Regions from separate parts of the Homo sapiens genome. Here region 1 is linked to region 2. The links are chromatin loops, found by intact Hi-C in ENCODE. Cell type or tissue: endothelial cell of umbilical vein. All regions are shown on one strand. Links, peaks and the distances in the headings refer to the core of each region. The heading gives the core; the rest is flanking DNA.

The links. Peaks named below come from ENCODE experiments on the same cell type or tissue, not always from the same donor. Only the 100,000 strongest peaks of a DNase experiment are listed, where the experiment ranks them.
Region 1: a loop joins it to region 2, with 5 times the contacts of the local background. A loop is called at or near these places in 79 of 110 quality-filtered maps.

The regions. Positions count from the first base shown.
Region 1 is chr10:89,363,378-89,374,204 of GRCh38, reverse strand. It overlaps a transcript of LIPA not described here and the pseudogene IFIT6P. Among named protein-coding and RNA genes, the nearest start is that of IFIT1B, 9.3 kb to the left of the region's middle. RefSeq lists an enhancer at 6,127-6,226. In endothelial cell of umbilical vein, for the core only: a CTCF peak has its summit at 4,504 (motif pointing right); a DNase peak (open chromatin) is centred at 4,494; H3K27me3 peaks cover 156 bases.
Region 2 is chr10:89,271,990-89,282,816 of GRCh38, reverse strand. It overlaps a transcript of LIPA not described here. Among named protein-coding and RNA genes, the nearest start is that of IFIT2, 25 kb to the left of the region's middle. In endothelial cell of umbilical vein, for the core only: no CTCF peak of the experiment used is centred there; DNase peaks (open chromatin) are centred at 3,166, 4,526 and 5,616; H3K27ac peaks cover 303 bases; H3K27me3 peaks cover 489 bases.

The DNA.
Region 1 (10,827 bases), core at 2,169-7,168, 91 kb before region 2:
CCAGAACCAGCTCTGTGTTCGACGAACTAGCAGAGTGAACTTGATTTCACTTAAACACTGAGTTTCCTCATCAGGTATAGAAAAAGGTTGGCCTTGAACAGTGGTTTACAACCTTGGGCTGCAAGGTTGTAAAATTCCTTGGAAGTCTTTTAAAAATGCAGATGCCTGAGCCAATCTCCAGCCCAATCAATCAGAATCTCTGGAAGTGAAGCCCAGGCATGAGTATTATCAGTAAGTTTTCTGAAAAAAGTAATCCCAAAGTGATTTTTTTGTGCATGGTTTAAAACCACTAGACTAGATTTTTGCTACTCAGGATATGGTCTGTTACAGTGGCATCCTCAACTACTAAAAGCCCAGAAATGCAGAATATCAGGCCCCTCTACAGATCTCCTGAATGAGAACTTGCCTTTTAACATGTCCAGATGATTTGTTGGTACATTAAAGTTTCACAGATACTTTTCCAAATGATCCCTGGATCCCTTTCAGGTCCAAATGCTTTGGATCAGAGACTAATTCCTAATAAATACCTATTTTCTATGAGGCTCTGAGTCTAGAACTTTATTTTTCTATGCTTTGGTTTCCCCTTGTGCACCTTAATAATCCATGCAATACCAGAAAGGATGTAGGTCAAAGTGCACTGACCTCTACAGAGAGTGTCTGATGTTTGCTTTTGAGACTACTCATGTTTGCAAACTTGCACCAATCATGTCCACAGAGAAAATACTCAGCTACTAGGAACTTCTCTGCTCTGAAAGTCCTGGTAATCTTCATACCACCTCAGGGGTCTTGATGGCTATCTTTGGGCTACTCTGATTTACTTTTCTGGCTGACTCCCACGTGTTCCAGTTTTTTTTTTTTTTTTTTTTTTTTGAGAGGGAGTCTCGCTCTGTCGCCCAGGCTGGAGTGCAGTGGTGCAATCTTGGCTCACTGTAAGCTCTGCCTCCCGGGTTCACGCCATTCTCCTGCCTCAGCCTCCCGAGTAGCTGGGATTACAGGCACCCACCACCACGCCCGGCAAATGTTTTTTGTATTTTTAGTAGAGACGGGGTTTCACTGTGTTAGCCAGGATGGTCTCGATCTCCTGACCTCATGATCCGCCCGCCTCTGCCTCCCAAAGTGCTGGGATTACAGGCGTGAGCCACCGCGTCCGGCCCCACGTGTTCCAATTCTAACTGAATTTCTGTGCTTTCATTGTTTTACATGTCAAATATTCATTCACCTGGAATTGTCTATATAAATTGTAGGAAGCATTTACATCACTGAACTAGACTCAAGATATTTCATAGATCCTATAATGTCTATTGGAAAAGTCCTCAGGTTCCCGGAAAGCAAGTTGTTTTTAGACTGTCTGAAGTATCTTGGGACTTGAAAAGTCCATGTCTATAAAGGAAATGAGAAGAGGTGAAGATGTTTTCTAGATGCAATTGAAATTTAGGATTATACATTGAGCTGAAAAAAGAAGTTCAATGCCATTCCCATGGTTCTGGGAAACCCACAGAGGTTTAAGGAACCTGCGATCCAAACATATTGTTAGCATGGCCAAGGCAGACTTCATTGCTCTAAGCTCCTTGTCCATTTCTATAATCAGCAAGCTATGAATTATCATTAGGTACAGGCCAGGTACTCTGTTGGGACACATAGGGCATGTTTCCTCTTCTCAAGTGACCTGTCATGTAGCAGGAGACAGATTGATAAGCGCTTAATTTGCTTTTAATAAAAACAGTACACATTGGTTGCTTTGAAATAACAGAGAATTGGATGTTTATCTCTTCCTGAGGTTCATGAAAAACTTCCTCAGTTAACTTTTGGTCTTTAACCTGAAGTGTTTGGCAAAATCATAATCCTGTTGTCTCCCCCACTGGAAGAATACTTCCAAGACTGTCTAGTCTGTGAGCAGGTCTGACCCCAAAGGGTCCCTGTGGCTACTCTTGCAGTGTGCAATGATGCTGGCTGCACACACTAGGGGAAAGGCTTTGGTCTAGGACCATAAACCTGTTCTTGTATCTCAAGTCATGGTAATCCTGCAAAAGCAGATAAGACAGAATGTGCAACGGTGAAACTGCCAGCTGACTACCAAATTAGTACACCGGAGACGGGAAGTTTTCTGTGATAGGGGCCTCTATGAGGGGCTTCCTCCTACTCTCTACCCTCAAGTAGGTCCCATATTTGTGTTGTTCCCTTCTTTGTGTCCACATGTACTCAGTGTTTAGCTCCCACTGGTGAGTGAGAACATGCAGTATCTTGTTTTCTGTTTCCATGTTAGTTGACTTAGGATAATGGCCTCCAGCTCCATCCATGTTGCTGCAAAGGACACGATCTTGTCCTTTGGCTGCATAGTATTCATGCAACCAAAATTTAGAATCTTAAATTAGATGGGCTAAAAAGAACATAGATCAACACCCATGTTATTCCTATAGCTCTGAGAATTCCAAGGATGTTTAAGGTTCCAATGGTAAAAATAACTGGTCAGATGGTAGGCGATCTTTACAAGTAGTACTCACAAGCCTCCAAAGCAGCATTCATTGTCAGGGGCTTCTCATCAGTTCAAACGTTCAGCAAACCAGTAATGCTTACCTGTGTTATGCCTGGCATTCTGAGAACACCAGTTGGTAAAACGATGGAGATGCCTCTTCTTCCCCTCCATCACTAGTGGTTTGCTGTCTCGTGGGAGACAGAGACAGATTAGAACATATTTGATTTTATTGTACTAAAACATGTACAGTTTAGATGCTGTGTAAGCACAGAGAAAAGAAATACTACTTTGTGAGGCTCATAGAAGACATTTTGGATCATGTTATTGATCTCCAGCCCTAAGGCAAATAAAGAGTTATAGTTCTGATGTGAACTAAAATGGAGAGTCATGGAATTATCAAGATTCTCCATCTGTAAGCAGGCCACAAGCTTAGCCTTGTTAACCCATATGTCTTAAGCCATATGCATTAAGATCATGAAGTGGCAGTGGCACATGATGTAGGAGTGGCTGGTCTTTCATTAGATACTCTTACCCACCAACTTATCCAGGCTGTCTGTATGAGTTCTGTGATATCTCCTTTTGGTGGGATCTGGCCAGTGCCTACTTGGGCTGATTACTGCTTTAAATGAACAGTTCTCAAATGGGGGCAATTTTGCCCCTGGGGGCATCTGGCAATACTTGGAGAAAATTTTTTGTTTGTTTGTTTGTTTTTTTGAGACAGAGTCTCACTCTGTCACCCAGGCTGGAGTGCAGTGGTGCGATCTCGGCTCCCTGCAGTCTCTGCCTCCTGGGTTCAAGCAATTCTTCTGTCTCAGCCTCCCGAGTAGCTGGGAGTACAGGTGCCCACCAGCATGCCCAGCTAATTTTTGTACTTTTTCAGTAGAGATAGGGTTTTCCATGTTGGCCAGGCTAGTCTTGAACTCCTGACCTCAGGTGACCTGCCTGCCTCAGCCTCCCAAAGTGCTGGATTACAGGCATGAGCCACCACACTTGGCCCCTGGAGACACTTTGGATGATCACATCTGGAGATGTGGGTGCTACTGACATCCAGAGGTCATTGCTGATGCTAAACATCCTATAATGTACAGAACAACCCCTCACAGCAAAGAGTTATCTGGCCCCAAATGGCAATAGTGCTTAGACTGAAAAACCCTACATTAGTTCCAAAAGGACTTTCTGCAATGTTAAAAATGTTCTAGGGTGGGTTGGGTGGCTCACACCTGTAATCCCAGCACTTTCCAAGGCCAATTGGGAAGATCACTTGAGTCTGGGAGTTTGAGACCAGCCTGGGCAACATGGAGAGACCCTGTCTCTACAAAAAATAAAATTAAAAAAAAAACTTAGCCCGATGTGGTGGTGTGAGCCTGTAGTCCTAGTTAGTTGGAAGGCTGAGGCGGCAGGATTGCTTGAGCCCAGGTGTTTGAGGCTGCAGTAAGCCATGACTGTGTTGCAGCACTCCAGCCTGGGCAACAGAGACAGATCCTGTCTCAGAAAAAAAAAAACAAAACAAACAAAAAAAGAAAACATTCTAAATCTGTGCCACCGCTAGCTATATATTACTATTGAGCACTGCAAGTGTAACTAGTGCATCTGAAGAACTGAGTTTTAGATTTTATTTTAATTAATTTAAATATAAATTGAAATAGCTGCATAGTGGCTTCATATCAGACCACCCAGCTCTACATAAAAGCCTGCAGTGTCAGATGCTGGGGGTTCCCCCACACACCTGATGGAAGCAGCACTTGCCTTCGGTAGCACATAGCAGTTTCTTGAGCTGCAGCTTTTATAGCTTTAATATAGTTCATTAAGAAACTTCCTACATTTTCTGGGCACAGTGACCTTTGGCTGTATGTGGGGAATATAGTATGCATTCCTGCTCCAGAGGAGACTAGGAATGCCATTCTCTCTGCCTTTCCTTCCATCCATATATACTGATGAATCTCCTTTTTAAAAAACTCAAAAGATCTGTGTGCTAGTATCTAAGACTTTATATTCAGGGGATAATTTGCTGAGAAGTAGCAGCTGAAGGCAGTAGAGGGCGCAAATACCTCTATATAGGAAACACTTCTATTTAGGAAAAACTCATTAAAAAGCATTATCTGTTGTCCATAGAATATTCTTTTATGACTCTCTTCATTAATCTTCCTCCTTCAGCTATTTCATGAACTTTTTGAAGTTTCTTGATAAAGATAACTCCAACATACCGGTTTTCAGAACTTAGCTCAATGGCTTGGTTCCCAGGGTGGAGAGAGACCGCTTCTTGGCTGCTCACTGCCATCCCCTCCCCAGCTGCCTGAAATGAAAGGGCACAGAGATGACTTTTAATCAGTGTCCAGTAGAATAGGCACAGTCCAGGAGCCCATCCTGGCAACTGAATCTAGAAGCTTGCAGAGGGAAGACGTGGCCTGTGGTCAGTGGTTTCCTCAGCCCAGTGTCTCATTTACCAAGCACTAGTTGGAAGGGCACTTAAGAGACATTCTGGGGCCCCAGAAAGGCAGGAGACTGAGTTTCTCTTCCCTGAGCTTGGAGTGAATGCTTCTTTTGTATGTACAAGAAGAATGTACAAGTAGAATGCTTCTGTTGTGTGTACAAGTTATTCTAAGGAGTTTTTCCTTTGCCGTAGACTGTGGAGAAGGCCATGGAATCAGCACTGCCCATGGAAAAAGATTGACATTGAGCTTAATGAATATAAATAATCCAATCCCTGTGGTAGACACCTGGCAGCTCCAAAGAGTTCCAGAGCCAGGGAGAGCAGATTCGGATGCCTTCTAACCATTTGTGTGTGTGTGTGTGTGTGTGTGTGTGAGTTTTGTGTTTGTGTTTGTGAGTGTGTGAGTTTGTGTGTGTAAGTTTATATGTTTGTGTGTAGTTAAAGTGATGGTCTGGGGGTATGTCTTTCTCTGTCTACTTTGGACTCCTCCAGATTTTTTTCTCCATCCTTAGTAACTTGAACCTGAGTTATAACTAGCACCAAGCCAGGGCCAGAGCAGGAAAAGTGGACAACTTACCTGATGTGTTAGACCTGGCTATTCCTTTTTTCTCTCACCATCTTAATTTTAATTTGCTTTTTGTCACCATGTTTATATCTTACATACATTGAGAGCTCAATAAGTATATTTTAAAGCAAATATTAAATATGTATATATTTTCTATAACCCACTTAAGACAATGGTCCCAAGAGAGCAGTAAGCCCATGAAATCCATCAGCAGAAGAGAGAGCAGAGTTGGTGGGTGGAGAGGCTGGAGAGGAAGAAGGTGATGAATATCTGCTGAGCATGTTTGTGGAAGTCCTCTTTGGAATGCTTGAGACAGCTGGGGACCCTTTCTGGTATTCTGATCTGTTTGGGCTAAAGCTATCATAATTTAGGCCTAACACACAAATGTGATGTAGCCAAAGGCTTGTGAGGTGTGGTGCATATGGATTATACATAGAAGTGTAGCCAGAGTTTACAATAGGATCACTGGGGAAGATTTCTTAATAGCTCTGTGCTAGTGGAATATGAATTCACAAGTTCACCACACTATTTTCATTCTTCCCTCCTTTCCTCCAGGTCGTGTGCCCCATAGAAAGCACTCATATGCAGCCCAATGTCAAGAGAGTCAATCAATGACATTTCAAAATGAACTTTAATAGTTTCTTCCCAGAGCTTTGACAGGCCAAGGCAGGAGGACTTCTTGAGGCCAGGAGTTTGAGACTAGCCTGGGCATAGTGAGACCTAACTCTACAAAAAATTAAAAAAAGAAAATCAGCCAGGCATAGTGGTGCACACCTGTAGTTCTAGCTAATTGGAAGGCTGGGGTGGAACGATTGCTTGAACCCAAGAGTTCGAGGCTGCATCGAGCTATGATCATGCTACTGCAGTCCAGCTTTGGTGACAGAGTGAGGCCCTGTCTCTGGAAAAAAAAAATAGTTTCTGTTTCTGGCACAAAAGAAGTTCATGCTGTACTGAAAACCTCAGTCAGCAGTAATTACCCAAATACACACACAAACGCTCAAAACTCACAGTCACAGTTCTCTCACACATAATAGGTGCTGGTTACTAGGGAAACCAGCTTTGGTTTCCAGCACCAGGGGAAGGTGTGAAGGAGCACAAAGAGATTCAGACTCTCCTGATCAGATTTATGCAAATGAACTTGCCTGTTAGCCAACCCCTGTAAATAATGCCATCTAACTTCTAGTAAATTTTCTATGTAACTTTTAACCAAGAAGGAACAATATGTCCTTTGGTTTCTATAGGCCTAGATGAGCCAGTAATGGGAAACTATAGCCATCTTGTTTACAAGAATAAGAAGTGGTTTAGAAACAATTGCAGGACAGAGCTAGAAGCCAGAAGCTAAGAGCTGTCTGATTGGAGAAGTGTTGTCTTTACAATCTCTAATCAGCAGATCTCTGTCTTTTTTTTTAATTATTATACTTTAAGTTCTAGGGTACATGTGCACAACGTGCAGGTTTGTTACATATGTATTCATGTGCCACGTTGGTGTGCTGCACCAATTAACTTGTCATTTACATTAGGTATATCTCCTAATGCTATCCCTGCCCCTCCCCCCACCCCACGACAGGCCCCGGTGTGTGATGTTCCCTTTTCTGTGTCCAAGTGTTCTCATTGTTCAATTCCCACCTATGAGTGAGAACAGGCAGTGTTTGGTTTTTTGTCCTTGAGATAGTTTGCTGAAAATGATGGCTTCCAGCTTCATCCATGTCCCTAAGAAGGACATGAGCTCATCCTTTTTTATGGCTGCATAGTATTCCATGGTGTATATGTGCCACATTTTCTTAATCCAGTCTATCATTGATGGACATTTGGATTGGTTCCAAGTCTTTGCTATTGTGAATAGTGCTGCAATAAACATACGTGTGCATGTGTCTTTATAGCAGCATGATTTATAATCCTTTGGGTATATACCCAGTAATGGGATGGCTGGGTCAAATGGTATTTCTAGTTCTAGATCCTTGAGGAATGGCCACACTGACTTCCACAGTGGTTGAACTGGTTTACAGTCCCACCAACAGTGTAAAAGTGTTCCTATTTCTCTACATCCTCTCCAGCACCTGTTGTTTCCTGACTTTTTAATGATGGCCATTCTAACTGGTGTGAGATAGTATCTCACTGTGGTTTTGATTTGCATTTCTCTGATGGCCAGTGATGATGAGCATTTTTTCATGTGTCTGTTGGCTGCATAAATGTCTTCTTTTGAGAAGTGTCTGTTTTTTTCTTGTAAATTTGTGAAAAAATTTTTTCTTATAAATTTGTAAAAAGTTCTGGCCAGGGCAATCAGGCAGGAGAAAGAAATAAAGGATATTCAATTAGGAAAAGAGGAAGTCAAATTGTCCCTGTTTGCAGATGACATGATTGTATATTTAGAAAACCCCATGGTCTCAGCCCAAAAGCTCCTTAAGCTGATAAGCAACTTCAGCAAAGTCTCAGGATACAAAATCAATGTGCAAAAATCACAAGCATTCCTATACACCAATAACAGACAGAGAGCCAAATCATGAGTGAACTCCCATTCACAACTGCTTCAAAGAGAATAAAATACCCAGGAATCCAACTTACAAGGGATGTGAAGGACCTCTTCAAGCAGAACTACAAACCAATGCTCAACGAAATAAAAGAGGACACAAACAAATGGAAAAACATTCCATGCTCATGGGTAGGAAGAATCAATATCGTGAAAATGACCATACTGCCCAAGGTAATTTATAGATTCAATGCCATCCCCATCAAGCTACCAATGACTTTCTTCACAGAATTGGAAGAAACTACTTTAAAGTTCATATGGAACCAAAAAAGAGCCCGCATTGCCAAGACAATCCTAAGCCAAAAGAACAAAGCTGGAGGCTTCATGCTACCTGACTTCAAACTATACTACAAGGCTACAGTAACCAAAACAGCATGGTACTTTTACCAAAACAGAGATGTACACCAATGGAACAGAACAGAGCCCTCAGAAATAATACCACACATCTACAACCATCTGATCTTTGACAAACCTGACAAAAACAAGCAATGGGGAAAGGATTCCCTATTTAATAAATGGTGCTGGGAAAACTGGCTAGCCATATGTAGAAAGCTGAAACTGGATCCCTTCCTTACACCTTATACAAAAATTAATTCAAGATGGATTAAAGATTTAAATGTTAGACCTAAAACCATAAAAACCCTAGAAGAAAACCTAGGCAATACCATTCAGGACATACGCATGGGCAAGGATTTCATGTCTAAAACTCCAGAAACAATGGCAACAAAAGCCAAAATTGACAAATGGGATCTAATTAAACTAAAGAGCTTCTGCACAGCAAAAGAAACTACCATCAGAGTGAACAGGCAACCTACAGAATGGGAGAAAAGTTTTGCAAGTACTCATCTGACAAAGGGCTAATACCCAGAATCTACAAAGAACTCAAACAAATTTACAAGATCTCTGTCTTTAGATTTTATCTTTAGCTGTGTTCCAGAAGGAAAGTCAAATCTGCCCCTACACAGAGGTCTGTAGTGGTATTAGGTAAGGAATTCAAGGAGAGGCCAGGAGAGCTCCTTGGAAACCCCATGCACTGGTAATGTTCTTTTGAATAAAACTAATAAATCTCCTCACCAAAATTAGAAAGGAATTCTACACCCATGTCAGCTACATGAAGGGCTCCATATCCTTTCCCAGCCCTTAAATATCTGTGAAATTTGTCAACACTCTCCAATTCTGTGCAATTCATGGAAGGCTAAATGCTTCCTTGATGTGTGTCTTTTATTTGTAGGTAGATGTTATGGCTTCTTCTGCCTCTTATTTCTGCACAGACAGTTTTAGTTTTCTTGCTTCCCACACAGACATGTAAATTCACAGCTTCTTAGAGGTTGCAACAATTTAAAACTCTACTCACAAATTTGTTATCTTGGTTAATTTTACTATAGATTTTTGGATACAGAGAAAGAGCAAAGAGTATATTACACACTACCTAGCACTACTTGTGCATCTCAAATAGGGGGACTTTTTTCACTTTCTCTTTTTGTGATGCAACTTAACTTCCCTTAGGTCAGAATGACTAATTATATATATACTATATATATACATATATATTATATGTATACATATATATGAATACTTTAGAACTATTTCGCTTTCAAGGACTGAGAACTTTCTTAAACAAAGGATTGGATTTGTTATAAAGCTATAATAATTTATATTATAAGGTATCTCAATAGTCTGAAAGTATAGGAGAGAGATGGGCCTTAAGAAGTGAAAATGGAGCTGAGATACTGTGGTGCACACAAGAATCTTTTCTCTCTTTCTGCCCATGTGCTTTGTTTGTAGATCTTCTTGTGGGTCAACATCTTTGCCCATATGAAAAAGTTGACTTCCTGTACTCCCTGAATATAAATCTCCTTTGAACAGCTGACCTAGTAGACTGAAAATGGAAGTTGTCAATTCCAATTGCAAATTCTCAGAAGTCTGATTGGTCTGGCAGGTGCCAGGTACCTAACACAAGACATATCAAGAGTGACAAAGGGGTGCAGTGATAAAGGAGAAGTGCTGATATTGCTGCCACAACCACGTGGATAGGTGTTCATTAGCCAAAAAGTGGGAGTTGAGCTGATGATGCGATGTGTGCCACCAAACAGTTTTATGTTGCTTCCTGTCATGCCTTTTTGAAAGCAGCGATCAGGGAAGATTTATCTGATATTTAGATTTAGATATGATAACATTTAACATCTCAAAAGACAGGGTTCAGGCCAGTAGCCCGTCTCAGGCTGTCTCATAGGACAGCACAGCTTCACTTTCTTTTCCCCTTTCAATGTGTGAAGGAGCACAATGAGATTCAAACTCTCCTCATCAGATTTAAGCAAATGAACTTGCCTGTTAGCCAATTCAGTAAAGCACTAAAATTTTTTTCCTCTAGCACTTGACTGAATTTCTATATTTAGCCACACCCGCCCCCCCTCGCTTTTTTTTTTTTTTTTTTGATGGAGTCTGGCTCTGTTGCCCAGGCTGGAGTACAGTGGCATGATCTTAGCTCACTGCAAGCTCCGCCTCTCGGGTTCACGCCATTCTCCTGCCTCAGCCTCCCGAGTAGCTGGGACAACAGGTGCCTGCCACCACACCTGGCTAATTTTTTGTATTTTTAGTAGAGACAGGGTTTCACCGTGTTAGCCAGGATGATCTCCATCTCCTCACCTTGTGATCCTCCCATCTTGGCCTCCCAAAGTGCTGGGATTACAGGCGAGAGCCACCGCGCCCAGCCCAGCTCTTTTTAATATTAGTCAATTGTGTTAGCTTCAGACTTCCCATGACATTCCTGAAAGGGGCCATAACGATAATAAATCTCTTGCAACAGCTTTTATTAATATCATGCAGGCTGA
Region 2 (10,827 bases), core at 1,996-6,995:
TTCTGATTTCAACTCTGAAATGCACTGCTTGTGTGAACTTGCATCCGTTCTTCATCTGTAAAGAGTGGTAGCACCTATTTCATAGGCTTGTTGTGAAGCTCTTAGAATAGTGCCTGGCACATAATGGATTCGATGAAAGTATCTGTTTTCTTTCTTTCTTTTTTTTTTATTTTTTTGAGACGGAGTTTCGCTCTTGTTACCCAGGCTGGAGTGCAATGGCACGATCTCGGCTCACCGCAACCTCTGCCTCCTGGGTTCAAGCGATTCTCCTGCCTCAGCCTCCTGAGTAGCTGGGATTATAGGCATGCACCACCATGCCCGGCTAATTTTTTTGTATTTTTAGCAGAGACGGGGTTTCTCCATGTTGGTCAGGCTGGTCTCAAACTCTCAATCTCAGGTAATCTGCCTGCCTCAGCCTCCCAAAGTGCTGAGATTACACGCATGAGCCACCATGCCCGGCCAAAAGTATCTGTTTTCATTTGCTGTTCAGAATGAGTTTTGGCCTCAGCTGTATTTCCTACTTCTGTCACCAACTGTTTGTGATATTAGATAAATCATAAAACAGGTCTCAGTTTTATGCTCAGAGAAATAAAAATCGTTGGTCTGGATGATCCTTCCAGGACCTTTCTCAGTATGAAATATGATGACTAACATTTCATGAATCCATATCCTGGAATCAAGTTCAAGGTGCAAACCAGTCTAGGTCTGAGGTTCTGGGAAAGTCACAGTAGTTCTGTGCCTTGGTTTCCATCTCTGTGGAATGAGAAGAGTAAAGTTGATTAACTCTTGCCTCATCAACAGCAACAGTGTAGACCCTGCATGTGAATGCACATGGAACACTAAAGGGAAAACTCTAATAGTACCATAACTGTTTATTCTGATGGAGAACCAAGAGCCAGGGTTGAATATCTCAGCCAGGAACACTAAGTAGGGATAGTATGTATAGTTCTCAGTAGCTGGCCCTATGATGTTCATGCCAGAGGACTGGATTTCATACCCCAATAGTGTGGCTTATTGCCAAATACCATCATCATACATCCTGCCTAATACTTTCCCTAAAACTGGCATTTATGACCTAAACTGGTTCCAAACTGAGATGTTTTCACAAACTATTGAGCTGAGAAAGTCAGACAAAAAGTGCAGTAGCGAAGTGTTTGTTTGGTTTCTGGAATATCAGTGCTTGAGTTCACATCTGTTCCTACCACTTACCAGTGGTTTGACCTTGGATAATTACTTGATCTATTGGAGCCTTAGTTTCCACATCTGTAAAGTGTTGAGTATTGATAGCAACCTTGTGGAGTTAAAGATAAATTTTGCAGTGGGCACCTGTTAAAATGTCAAGAGAGACTTTTATTTTTTTTCAAGACTATTACAATGAGAGAGACAGACTATTGCAATATGGGAGAAAGACTAAACTCAACACTGAATACAACAAGTGTGGATTTGTAGTCAACAGGCCGGATGAAGGAGTGGATGGAAAATTACTAAAAAGAACTTGCTTAGATATCAAGGCCTGGGAAAGAAGTACTTAATTGTATATCAGGGTGGGGGGGCATTCTTGATAAAGTGGCTCAGCAGGATTCTTTGCTAAAACTGGTCTCTGAAGGAGAAGGATGAGAGCCATGTTGAGGCCTAGTCAAGAAGAGGGCTCTGACTAAAAAGGAACCTGCCTAAAGTTTGGTCAAGGAGGGAATCCTTCTCAAGAGTTGCAAATACTTAACAGACAAATATTTGCCTTCTTTTTAAAATCATAAATAGCCACTGTTTTTAAAACCAAAGTTATTTATTATTTCCTCTGTGGCATGACCATAGTTGGAAATATATTAACGTGCTTTTTCTTCTTGTACTTCTTTGTTTAAGACTTTTCACCTATAATATCTGAGGCAAGAGTTTCTTTAGGGTAAATTGGGATTATAATAGCTGGAATGCAAAGAGGTAAACAGAATTAATATTCAGCCATGAATTCCAAAATTGGCCATTGAAACCAACTTCAGAAATGATACCATTAAAAAACACTGGAGCAGCTTAGTCAGAAATTTCTACTTTGGAATAATAACGAGGAAGAAGGCATCAGATAAAACATCCTCACACATTCTATCTTTAGTGAAACCAGATGGTGAAGAAAACTTCAGACTTCCAACCGACACATAAATATGGGCTACGGTCAAAAGTAGCAGAAATCAGCAGAACCAACATGAGAAACTCTGACTGGAGATGAATGGGTGAAGCTGGGACCAACTTAAAATGGGGACAGTGTTTGGAGATGGCAGATCACAAAATTAGAATTGAGGGTCCCCTCCTAGGAGAGACCGTCACTCTGAGTGCAAACTTCTGAAAGCAGAAATGTAATCCAGCTGTGTTTAACGCCAGGCGAGGCAGTGGGAGGCGAAGGGAGAATGTACCCAGGAGACCCCTCCCCTGCCTTCTAGTGTCTCAAGGAACCTTTCCTGTTTGCCTGAGAGCACGTTCACTTTTTACCTGACTATGGAGGGAGATTCTTCCTTTTGTTTTTTTCTTTGCTACACATTGATACCCTTAAATTTTTTGCATATGTTTTCTAATTATAAAAATAAAAATCTATATATTATAAATTCATCAGTATAAACAAAATAAAAGTCTGAAGTTAAACTTGGATCATAATGTGCTTTAATCACTCCCCATCCATGTTGTTTTGTAGCTGTGGTTTTCAATTCAATGATAAATCTTGGGTATCTCTCCATGTCAGTACTTATAATCTTGCTATTTTTTTTCAAGGACAACATTTAATAGGCATATTTTAATGTTTAATTAATGTATTTTTGCTGGACATTTAAGTCATTTTCAGATTATCACTATTACAAACAATGTTGAAGTGAATATCACTGTATGTCCGTCTTTGTACAATTGTGTGGGTTTTTCAATACGATGCATTCCGGAAATTAGAATTTCCAGGTCAAAGAAATTGACCAGATGCTTCACACCATGTCTTAAATCCTGGCCCCATTTTTTGTCCAAAATGGTGTTGAGTTGCTATTTAATTCACACTTGGCTACCATTTCCCACTTCCTTACTTAAGTACAGTGTGTATAGGCCAGGTTTAGGCTGGAAAATCCCTCCTTCCACTGTCAATTCTGTTACCCCTCTGGGAGCATGGGAAGGTCACTTTTTGTTTGTGGGTTTATATTTTCCTATTACTTTCTCAGGAAATGAATGAATTTTTCTATCAATTGTTCTCTATCATCCCTTGTGGTTTGGCTCGAAGCCCTGGTCTCCAATCAAGGGTCATGACAGGAACTTGGCTCCTGCCAATACATTTAGAAATCTGGAATCCTTCCATAAATGCAAACCCCTTACACTCCCATCTTTCCCTATATTCTGCCACCTGGTAGAAAGCAAATCCCTGAATGCTTCTCCAAAACTCTCTTCCAACCCTAGGACCACCAAAGGCCTCCCTCACACTCTTCATTTATCTGCTAATTCATTCTCTCTCTCCTTTTCTAGAAAATAGTCCTCTTTGGCTTAACTGGTTGGAAATTACACTCTCAGTAAGCTAAGAGGGAAGGAATAAGAGGATATACCATACTATGGGCAGGGAGGGTGGTGAAAGGCCAGGGTTCATTTCAGCTTTAAAGCACTGGAGCTCCAAATGGACACAAATCATCACATAGAAACTCATGATCAGTGCACTTTAGAATGCTTCTCATCTCCCTTTGGGGGTTATTCTATTTCTATTAATGTAGTCAAGAATGGTGGCTATTTTTCTGGGCCAGATTATTTTGGTACTAACTGGTCTTTCACAGAAGCCATTTTCTCAAGTATGTTCTACATTAGCTACAAGCAATTGTTGGTAAAAACCTGTTACCATTCTGTATGTTTCCATTATATATATGTCTCTGTGTGTGTGTGCATATGAAAGAAGACTATATATTATTTTTATCAAAATATATTTAGACCATGTACATTCTTTTAATTATACTATATATAAAAGTAATTTTATATTACATATTTTAAAATATAAACATATGTAAATAATATTACTATAACACATATGTAAGTAATATATATTTTGTGTTCTTCCATAATTACTTTTTTTAACCTAGACTGAAGATTTTACATTTTTCACAATTCAATTATATTTTATGAGACTTCTTACTTTTCCAAAGCATAAAGAACTATTTGGAGCCTGTCTTTGTAATTTTATATTTTTGGTTAATATTCCAAACTAAGATAACATTGCCAGGTCTTCCAGGTCTGAAGCAAAATAGAGCAGCATTTTAGTTGTGTGGCCCTGGGGAACTTGCTTAACCTCTCTTTCCCTCTGCTTCCTATCACAGATGTTTATTGTAAGGATTAAATCAGCTAAACCAAGAAAAGCCTCAGGGATGGTGCCTGGCAAACTGCACGCTGTTAATACATGTTAGTGGACCCTTCTCCACACCTTCCTGCTACACTAAAGCAGAGAGAATTACCTCCTGAATCATGTTTGCAGAACTTCTGGGCACAGTGACTCAACTCCCAGCTATTCTTGTCATGGATTTTTTCTCTTGGAGCCAATCCAGCCATGGAGATCACTGGTCTTGTGACTTATTTTTTCTCTTTCAGTATGAAATCATTAGAACTGAGAAAATGAAAACATTCCTGTTATTACTTCCTGAGAGAAAGAAACTTAGTAACATGCTTTGGTAGGAATTGTTCTTCTTTTTCCTGCTGTGTCCCTCTTGCTGGTCCCACCAGGGCTCTTGGTCCTGAGCCTGATTTACACCAGGAGCATAATCTGATCAAAAAGAGGGAAACTAAAGAAAAAAGGCAGGATTGTATGAGGGGTTCTCACAATGGCAGTACATAATCCCTTATACCTCGTATTATGTAGACCCCTGTGTTTCCAAGTTACCTTTGTAATTTAGGTAAGTGAGCACGAAACACTTAAAAAAACACAAATGAAAACAAGAGAAAGGAAAGAGTGGGGAGGGGTTTGTTTATTTTTGAAAACAACGACAACAACATAGAGTAAAAGTTACCAGGTAAGTTCAAATATAGTAGTACTTTGTTTTCTTGGAAGATGAATGAAAGAAGTCACCTTACTGCCTCCAATCCAGTCATATCCCTGAACCCAATCATGACCAGCAGAGGTTGTTCTAAATTGTTTCCTCCAATATAGAGATAATTGCCAATAATTTTTCAGTGGTTGTTTTCTGTATTCTCTGTATTTTTTAGGGAAGCTGAACTCAGAAAACATACTTTGTCCATCTAGCCATCCATTTATCTTTATGGATCCATCTTTATTCATTCATTAATTCACTCAGTCAATATATATTGAATTTCAACCATGTGTCAGACACTGTTCCATGCCTCTAATGTTCTGCGTATAATGCAAGTAAAACTAAAGATAGCTAACATTTATTGATCCCTACCGATGTGCCAGTAACCCTCTTAGGTGTTTTACTTAAAATATGTGTTTAACCTCTGAAACAGCTTTATGATATATATTGTGATTATCTGCTTTTTAAATACGAGAAAGCAGACTCAAAAGGATTACATAACTTGTATAAGATCGCACACTTGTAAGTAAAAATGCAGTAATGCAGAAATGCAGTAACGCTATTTCCTCTCGTATTGCAGCCACTCCACTCCCAGCGAACCTTCCTACTGCATGCAGGCTTTATTCTTCCATCACTTTCCTCCTCTGTTTCTAAATGACATTTTCACCCCCATTTCCTGGATACTTCCTTCTTTTAATACACAGTAAGTTTATGTGACTGGGTTTGGCATTCATCTAATAAAAACAGCCATTAGGTATATATTCAATAAACATTTAGTGAAGCCAACTGATGAGCTCTGGGGTGAGTACTAGGGATTCAGCAGTGAATGAGATGGAGGGTCGAGACAGGGCTCTGGGGGCTAGGCTGCCTTCGTTCGACCTCAGACCTGCCACTCGCTAGCTCCTCTAGCCATTATTTAGTATTTCTGTTGCAGTTTCCTCATCTATCAAATGGGAATAATAATGGTAATTATTAATTAATTGATATTCTAATTTTCAATTAAAAATCTAATGGAGTTGTCAGGATTAAATGACTTTATACATGCAAACCACTTAGAATAACACTTTGCAGCCACTAAATATTAAATAACTGGCATATGTTATTATTATTAGATGGATCCTACCCTCAAATGCCTTACAGTTTGGTAGACAGAAAAATAAGTCTCTTCCAACGATACTGTTAAACTAATCAGAAACTTGGTTAAGGTCATTTGATCATCTAAGGCTCTACAACAGTACAGTTTTACAGCTCTTATTTTAAAATGTTCCCCTCTAATCCATAAAGATATCTCAAGATAGGGCAATGCCATTACTTGGTGTATTATAGTTAACCAATACTGTATGTGGAACATAATGTGGTGTGATACTTTTGAATTTGTGTCTATCTGCTGTTAAAGAGCCTGGCTGCTAATTGAGTTTCTGGAAAAAGTTGAGAAATGTCTTAGCTCAGGCTGGTATAACAAAATAACAGAGGCTGTAACTACAATCACACTTGCAAGTAGAAGATCTTTGCTTCAAACCTAGCAGTCTGGCTCTAGAAATCAGGACTTGGATGAGGGTGAAGTGAGTGAGGGCCTAGGGCATAAAATTTAAGGAGATACTTACTCTGCAGGTAGTTCAAGTGCTGACCACACATTTGCAAGACGTGAGAGTGAGTGTCTTCTTAATGTGCATTAAGTGCCTTGCTTACCTTACCTATCTAGACCCAGCCCTATCCAGAGCCTACCTTTTACAACTCTACCTTTTAAAGCTTAGCATCCTCTACAAAATTATACTATGGAGTAGAAAGGTTGTACTGTGAACTGAGCTGGCATTATTCTCACACAAGCTATGTACTTCAGCATCAAAGATAGTATTAAAATAGATGCAATCATAACATAATCTCCATACACTGCAGTTAGAAAGTTATTTATGAAGCATCTGGTATATCTGGACATACAATCATCAAGTCACCTGATAGCCCTAGAGCTGGAATGAAATTTGAGAGGATCATTTGGTAAAAGGCATATACTTTAAAAAAACTGAGGCTTAAAAAAGTAAAATAATTTTCACAAAACGACAGAGCCAGAATTGGCAGAAATGAAAGTAGATCACTAGTTTTCTAATCCCAGTTTCACTCGATATCTCTGATTGTGTATTAGTCAGGATCCAGCAACAGAGGCAGAGCCACTGGAAGGGATATACACGTTTCTTTTGGGTATTTGATCTTATGCAATTGTGGGAGCTGGCCAAGCCGGTTCTGTAAGGCTCTTGATTTCATGTCTGGTACTGAAGCTTCAAGTACATAAGGCAGGTGGAAAAAATGGGAAGATGGATGAATGTCCAGTGGGCAGGACAAGGACAGGCTGGAACCACAACCACGAGCTGCAGTTCCACAAATACGGACTAGAACCCAAGTCAGCTCTCACTGCCTCTAACCCCTCCTGCAGGAGAAGCAGGAGCCCTTCATCATGGAGCTAACTACACACCTGGCCCAGGATTCAGAGATGCTGAAGGAGGATTCAGGGGAAGTTGGAGTAGTTGCAGGTCTGGTACACCAAGGAGTTAACCCAGGAGATGGGCCATAGTATTCTGTGGTTCACAAACACACCTGCTTGAACGTTCCAAGCATAAAAAGGCTAAATAGTTGCTTCTTTTCCACCCTCTAAATCACATGCAAAAATGTCTACTGACTCATCCTGACTGAAAACACGAGGAAATTCTGGGAAACACAGTTCAGCCTAGCTGAGTTGAGACATTATTTATTATAAAGCCCCGACAGTTTCAACTCTACTTCTTTACCTAGCTCAGACACTGTCATGTGAGCCTTTTGGCAGTGTCTCTTAAGATAGAATGCCTTTTCATTTTAAGAAAACATTAAAGAATAAAATGCATTCTTGACTTCTGCAATGATGGCAGAAGTCATAGCACCAGAAGCCTCTTCTAATAATGCAGCAGCATCAACAAATTAATTCATTCTGCATCTTTGTGTGTTATAGGAGGAAGAAAACTCCAATAAAGTCTGTCTCAACAGAGGTCACCTCCCACCCATCAGACACGGAAATTCCAGTACCTGCTGGGAGTTCTGGTGGCCATCCTTATCCCTAGTCTCTTGTCATTGTTCAAGGATTAGGGAAAATTCCTCTCAACCTGCTAGATTTCAGCAGCAATAAACGGGATTGTTTATAGGGTCAGTGAGCCCAGGATACTAAGGGACAGACATCAGTCAAAAGCATTTTCCAAAAAAATCCTTTATATTTTAATCAAATCACTATAAAGACATGATGTGTCCTAGTTTCTCAGATGTTCAACCCAACAGTCTCTTTCTTTAACTTCTGGGCTGCCTTTCAGAACTGAGCAGAGTTGTATCCAACACAAAAGACTGTCTGGACTCAGGCACCGTACACATACCCCGTCACTGCTCCTCTCCATTGAGGTAATCTGTTTTTTCTCTAATCATCTCCAAATGATTGATAATGTTGATACCCACATATAAGTTTTTCTTTATCATTTGGACATTAAAAGGTGAGTTTCCTGTGTTCTTTAAAAGAGACAATAGAAAGCAATCCTTTGCTCTACTTTAGACCTTTATTATTACTTAATTAAATTATATCTCACAGGAAATGTTAAATCATTTCAAATAACCAAAAAATCCCCCAGTGAGCTTCTGCACTTTTGTCCAAGGGCCACTGGCACACAAACTCCAGTAGTTCCTATAGTTTTATGTGTCTCATGGATCCCAGGAATGTGACTTATGTCTATAATGCTGTTCTATAGTGGCAGTGGCAAACTTTTTCTGTTAAGAGCTAAATAGTAAATATTTTCTTCGGCTTTGTGGGCAGTATGGTCTATGTATCAACTACTCAACTGTGCTGTAAAAGTAGTGTAAAAGCAGTCATAGACAATACAAATTCCAATAAAACTTTATTTACAAAAACAGGTGGCAGACTGGTTTCAGCCCACGAGCTGTAGTGTGTTAACCTTTGCTCTCTGGCCCTATGAATTCTTCATGTTCACAGAGCATCTTGAAGAAATGAGGCCCAATAAAATACCTGGTTTTATTTCAAATCTGCCTTCTTGCTGTAAATGACCTACAGCTCAGGAATATCTCAATGAATACCCACACATGTTATCTGTCTTTACATCGGCTAAAACCTTTGACTAGATTATGAGTACTGTCCTGTCAGTTGTGATTCTTCTTTCCCTAGCAGGCTCCTCACAGCTCCCCAATTCACAATATTTTTCTCAGCACAACACTTTCCAGGGTGTCAAAATGTTCTTAACCATCAGCTCTGTTTTCTCAGAGCCTTTGTTGATGCTTTACAGAAGCCTAGGTAAATTGGGTTCCAGTGCTCCTGGTCTCCTGAGCTCCTGCTACATTGACACTGTGTTTATGCCACTTGTGTTGATCCAGATGTGATATTAACTTCCCAGTACCCCCAAAACAGTCACACATAGTGCCACAAATGCTTCCTCTGGCTCATCCAGCAACCCCTACCTCTGACTCCATTTCCATTTTTCCAGAGGACACTCAGCTCATCCTCTCATCTTCCTCCTATAATGAGGGACAATATGTTCTACTCTGACTCTAGAAAATGTATCAAGTTAATTTCTTTTACAAAAAACAAAGAGAAAAATAGAAAGGAATTCCTTATGCTTCCCTCCCCTCCACCAAAAGAGGAATTCTGATGTTAACTGTTTAGTCTTCATTTCTAAGACAGGGCACAAGGTTGTAGCTAGTGTTTATAACTTCTTTCTTTTACCTATCTTCAGAGTGACCAGACAACCTACAGAATGGGAGAAACTTTTTGCAATCTATGCAGCTGACAAAGGTCTAATATCCAGCATCTGTAAGGAACACATTTATAAGAAAAAAACAACTCCATTAAAAAGTGGGCAAAGGACATGAACAAACACTTCTCAAAAGAAGACATACATGCAGACAACAATCAAGTGAAAAAAGCTCAACATTACTGTTCATTAGAGAAATGCAAATTAAAACCACAATGAAATATCATCTCACGCCAGTCACAATGGCTGTTAATAAAACGTCCAAAAATAATAGATGCTGGCGAGGTTGTAGAGAGAAAGGAACACTTTTACACTGTTGGTGGGAGTGTAAATTAGTTCAGCCATTGTGGAAGACAGTGTGGTGATTCCCCAAAGACCTAAAGGCAGAAATACCATTCAACCCAACAATCCCATTACCGGGTATGTACCCAGAGGAGTATAAATCATTCTATTATAAAGACACATGCACGTATATGTTCATTGCAGCACTATTCACAATAGAAAAGACATGGAATCAACCTAAATGCCCCTATGATAGATTAGATAAAGAAAATGTTGTACACATACACTATGGAATACTACGCAGCAATAAAAAGGAATGTGATCATGTCTTTTGCAGGGACAAGGATGGAGCTGGAGGCCATTATCCTTAGCAAACTAACACAGGAACAGAAAACCAAATACCGCATGTTCTCACTTATAAGAGGGAGCTAAATGATGAGAACACATGGACACATAGAGGGGAACAATGCACATTGGAGCTTACTGGAGGGCAGGGGGTGGGAGGAGGGAGAGGATCAGGAAAAATAACTAATGGGTACTACGCTTAATACCTGGATGGTGAAAGAATCTGTACAATCAACCCCCATAACACACATTTACCTATGTAACAAACCTGAACATTGTGCATATGTGCCCCTGAGCTTAAAACAAAAGTTTTTTTTAAATTTTTTTTTTTTAAGACAGAGTCTCACTCTGTGTGCCCAGGCTGGAGTGCAGTGGTGCAATCTTGGCTCACTGCAGCCTCAGCCTACCAGGCA